2 separate regions of the Homo sapiens genome follow, and region 1 is linked to region 2. Evidence: read pairs that join two places in POLR2A ChIA-PET (ENCODE). Cell type or tissue: B cell. All regions are shown on one strand.

Region 1 (2,500 bases), 60 kb after region 2:
GCACTTGAGAGGACAAGGCAAGTGGATCACTTGAGGTCAGTAGTTCAAGACCAGCTTGGCCAACATGGTGAAACCCCATCTCTACTAAAAATACAAAAATTAGCCGGGTGTGATGCTGGGCACCTGTAATCCCAGCTACTCGGGAGGCTGAGGCAGGAGAATCACTTGAACCCAGGAGCCAGAGGTTACAGTGAGTCGAGATCTCACCACTGCACTCCAGCCTGGGGGATGGGAGCGAGAGTCCTTCTCAAAAAAAATAAATAAAACAAAAAAACAAATGAGAAACTGTAAAATAAACCGTAAACTGTGTGAAATAGGTATTTAGGGAAATCTCCACTAGAAGTCTCTGAGTTTGAAGGTTTTTGAAATTGAGTGCTTTCTGTCTAGAATAGCAGGGTGCTGCGACTAGTTTTGTCTGCAGGAATGGAATGGTCTCTTCTGGGCTGTCCAGTGCAGGAGCCACTGGCCACATACGGCTTCTGAGCCCTTGAAATGTGGAGAATATAACAAGAACCAGATTCGGAATTCAAGCTGATTGCTGTCAGTTTGAACTTGAACAGACACCTGTGGCCACTGCTTCCTGTGCCATGCGGTGCAGCTCTAGAAACGGGGAGGATCCTTCAGCTTCTTTCCACTTCTGTAACTGGGCAGATTGAATGAAGCTGCAATTTATTTGTTTATGTATTTTATTTTATTTTTTGAGATGGAGTCTTGCTCTGTCGCCCAGGCTGGAGTGCAGTAGCGCCATCTCAGCTCACTGCAAGCTCCGTCTCCTGGGTTCACGCCATTCTCCTGCCTCTGCCTCCCGAGTAGCTGGGACTACAGGCGTCCGCCACCACGCCCGGCTAATTTTTTTTTGTATTTTTAGTAGAGACTGGGTTTCACCGTGTTAGCCAGGATGGTCTCGATCTCCTGACCTTGTGATCTGCCCGCCTCAGCCTCCCAAAGTGCTGGGATTACAGGCGTGAGCCACCGCGCCCTGCCTATGTATTTTATTTTTCCCGAAACAGAGTCTTGCTCTGTCACCCAGAGCTGGATTTCTTTGGTTTGATCTCGGCTCACTGCAACCTCCGCCTCCCGGGTTGAAGTGATTCTCCTGCCTCAGCCTCCCAAGTAGCTGGGATTACAGGCGCGTGCCACCATGCCCGGCTAATTTTTGTATTTTTAGTGGAGACGGGGTTTCACCATGTTGGCCAGGCTGGTCTCAAACTCCTGACCTCAGGCGATCCGCCCGCCTCGGCCTCCCACAGTGCTGGGATGACAGGTGCAAGCCACTGCACCCGGCCAAAGGTGCAATTTAAAGACTGGAGACTAGCCAGGTGGACTGGAGGTCAAGGCAGGCAGATTGCCTGATCTCAGGGGTTCGAGACCACCCTGGGCAACATGGGCAACCCTGTCTTTACTAAAACACAAAAAATTAGCCAGGCCTGGTGAAATGCACCTGTAGTCCCAGCTGCGTGGGAGGCTGAGGCATCAGAATCACTTCAGCCCGGGAGGCGGGTGTTGCAGTGAGCCGAGATTGTGCCACTGCACTCCAGCTTGGGCTACAGAGTGAGACTCCGTCTCAAAAAAAAAAAAAAAAAAAAAAAGACTGGAGACTTTTTGGTGGCAAATACAAAGGAATGAGGTTATGTTACCAGCAAGTATAGGAGTCCATGCAGCTGGCATCAGCAGCTGGCCACCTCATACCCTGTTGCGGAAATCAGCGGACCTTTTTTCTGAAACTTCTGATCTGTCATGAGGAGGTGTAATTGTCCCCAAACATGAAGTGAAAAGCCGACGTTGGGGCTGGCGGGAATGGTGGACAGTCAGGTGTAGCTCTCCCTCTTCTCTGCTTTCCGTCTGGTCCAAGTCAGTGCGGTAAATTCTCAAATACCCATCCGAGCTGGTAGCTGTGCACCACGCACGCAGCGTTCCACAGCTGAGGAGCTGGAGCTTGTGCTTCCTCTCACCTGCAGGTCCCGCAGGCCCTGCACCGAGTCGCCTTGTCCATGGCGCTGCCCTGCCCCATGCTTCCTGCGTCCTGAGTAGGAGGTATCTCCGAGACAGGAAAAGTGGCCGCTCTCTCTCACTTTTTCTGGAACTCATGGTGGTCTCCTGGGCTTGGTCACTGTCTCTCACCAGCATGTTTCTTTGTGCGGTCAGGAATTATTTCCAAATGCTCCTGAAGCCTAGTGTTTTAGTGAACATTAGTGATTGTTAGCAGTGGTTCAAAAAAAAAAAACTTTTTTTTTTTTTTTGAGACAGAGTCTTGCTCTGTGACCCAGGCTGGAGTGTGGTGGTGCCATCTCAGCTCACTGCAACCTCCGCCTCCCTGCTCAAGTGATCCTCTCGCCTCAGCCTCCTGAGTAGCTGGGACTACAGGTGTCCACCACCACGCTGGGCTAATTTTTGTTTTTTGTTATTTTATTTTATTTTACTTTTTTTGAGAGATGGGATTTTGCTGTGTTGTCCAGGCTGATCTTGAACTCCTGGCCTCAAGTGATCCACCCACCTTGGC
Region 2 (2,500 bases):
GTATCCCAAGAATCACCAGTGCCACTGGAACCCCTGAATCTTCAGATTAGGGCCAGTCTGTCACCAATCCTGGGCACACACTAACTGGTTTGTTGACCCTATGCTTTTAGTTCCACAGTAAATACCAGAACTGTGATCAATGTACAAAAGAAATAATGGTCAACAGAAGTCATTAACAACTTGAACTGCCGGGTTCAAATGATTCTCCTGCCTCACCCTCCTGAGTAGCTGGGATTACAGGTGCCCGCCACCACGCTTAATTTTTGTATTTTTAGTAGAGACCAGTCATCATGTGTGGATATTGCGGACTGATTTTTTGTTGTTGCTTTTCCTCATTTTGGAAGTTGTTTAGGACGGGGCATCTTGGTGTGTCCTGCTCTCGCCTCTGATGCTTCCTTCCCAGTGGGAGTGGGTGGGAATACTCAGAGACACAGAATTGTGCCCACGCTGATGTGGGTGTCACAGCCACTGTCCCCAAGAAAACAAACCCACCCACACATATTCACGAGCACCCCCGTGTCTGCAGTGTTGCTGCCATGCCGCGTTCCTGTTGCCTTCGTTATCCCTTCCATGACCTGCAGGCCCTTGCCACCCTGACCCTGTGGCCTCGCCGCCTCCTGCCCTGGCTGGGCCCTCTGTTTGGATCCTCCTTCTCTGAGTCTACTCTCGTCCTCCCTCCTCTCCTGGCTTCCATCTTGTGAGGCCCCTACTTTGTCCTCTTCCTTCCCCTAGCACTCCCTTTCTGATGTCCTCTTTCAGTGATTCTCATTCTCTGTCCCTGCTGAGCGTGGGCTGTAGGAGAGCAGGAGGTGTCTGTCTGGTTAAGGCTGCTTCCTGGGCACTGGAGTCAGCGTGCCCTGAATGAGTAAATAGACGAGGGATCCCCAGCCTTTGATGGGTCAAACAGTAAAGCAGATGAAAGATGTGTATGTTTCATGGGTGTGGTTTCTGCTTCTGCCCCCATCACGGAGCTGTGGGTCTCTGTGGGACGTGCTGTCCTGCCTGGCCAGGCTCTCACCCTCACCAGCAGTGCGTGTGGACCTTCTGCTGTGTGCACAGATGGGAATAAAAGGTCACTAGCATGGTGCTGGTCTTACCTTAGACGTAGAGCTTCCACCGGGCCAATGTGTTTCTCTATGTATGAGGCTGGGTGCAAGGCCTGCTGGATTCAGCTCATCACTTAGGCCTGTTCTTTGCCAGGTTACCTGTCCTGCTGCCGATTCCTGGATGACAATCAGATCGTCACCAGCTCTGGAGACACCACGTGGTAAGTACCTGACCCGGGGCAGGCAGTGCCTTGAGAACCCACAGCCCCTGGCACATTCCTCTGTGAACATGGAGGAAATAAGGTTCTTGACATAATATTAGGCCATCTGTAATTTAAGTGGCCTTAAGATTTAAAACACATAGTAGCAATGTGTGAATTCATTATACTTTTTTTTTTTTTGAGATGGAGTTTTGTTCTTGTCACCCAGGCTGGAGTACAATGGCTCAATCTTGGCTCTGCGACATCTGCCTGCCGGGTTTAAATGATTCTCCTGCCTCATCCTCCTGAATAGCTGGGATTACAGGTGCCCGCCACCACGCCTGACTAATTTTTGTATTTTTAGTAGAGACCAGGTTTCACCACATTGGCCAGGCTGGTCCTGAACTCCTGACCTCAGGTGACCTGCCCACCTCGGCCTCCCAAAGTGCTGGGATTACAGGCGTGAGCCTCCGTGCCTAGCCTCATTATACTTCTAATAAATTTACAAAGTTTAATTTTCAGCAGCTGAGAACTAAAATACACATTTTTTTCTTTTTTTTTTTTTTTTTGAGATAGAGTCTCTCTCTGTCTCCAGGCTAGAGTGGAGTGGCGTGATCTCGGCTCATTGCAACCTCTGCCTCCCAGATTCAAGCAATTCTCCCCTCTCAGCCTCCCGAGTAGCTGGGAACTACAGGTGTGCGCCACCACACCCAGCTAATTTTTGTATTTTCAGTAGAGACGGGATTTCACCACGTTGGCCAGGATGGTCTCTTATCCGTTGACCTCGTGATCTGCCTGCGTCAGCCTCTGAAAGTGCTGGGATTACAGGTGTGAGCCCCCATGCCTGGCCAACATAGATATTTTAACTACAATCAGGCTCAAAGTACCTGCTCTTCTTTTTTTTCCCCTCTATATATTTGTACCTCCTTAGGTGATGATAGGTGGGAGTAGGGTGGGTTTTGATTGTCCCTTTCTGATAGCATCATGTCATTGTGAACAATGAGCACAGACTAAAAATAACAGACGTCACAATTCAAGTGATTCCATCAGACTTCATTTTTAGTGTTTTCACCTTACAGGTAAACGGAAGCCCACTTAAATGCTAGAATTTTTTCATTTGTGGCATCAAAGTACTAAATTAAATGTCCAGATAGTTATTTTATGAGAGTCATTTTAGACTTCAGCTGGCCATGTGGGTTTTTCTGGTCTTCTGAGGCATGATTTGGTGGCAGGAGCTGTGCCCAGCCCAGGGCA

Evidence for each region. ChIA-PET counts read pairs that join two places held together with the same protein. Peaks named below come from ENCODE experiments on the same cell type or tissue, not always from the same donor. Only the 100,000 strongest peaks of a DNase experiment are listed, where the experiment ranks them.
Region 1: POLR2A ChIA-PET joins it to region 2 with 10 read pairs; 9 of 35 experiments call an interaction of 5 or more read pairs at or near these places.

The regions. Positions count from the first base shown.
Region 1 is chr1:1,731,982-1,734,481 of GRCh38, reverse strand. It overlaps the pseudogene SLC35E2A. Among named protein-coding and RNA genes, the nearest start is that of CDK11A, 8.9 kb to the right of the region's middle. In B cell, no CTCF peak of the experiment used is centred here; no DNase peak of the experiment used is centred here.
Region 2 is chr1:1,792,012-1,794,511 of GRCh38, reverse strand. GNB1 (G protein subunit beta 1) reads left to right here. Exons shown (of 12, transcript NM_002074.5): 8 at 1,201-1,267. Among named protein-coding and RNA genes, the nearest start is that of NADK, 15 kb to the right of the region's middle. In B cell, no CTCF peak of the experiment used is centred here; no DNase peak of the experiment used is centred here; H3K27ac peaks cover 409 bases.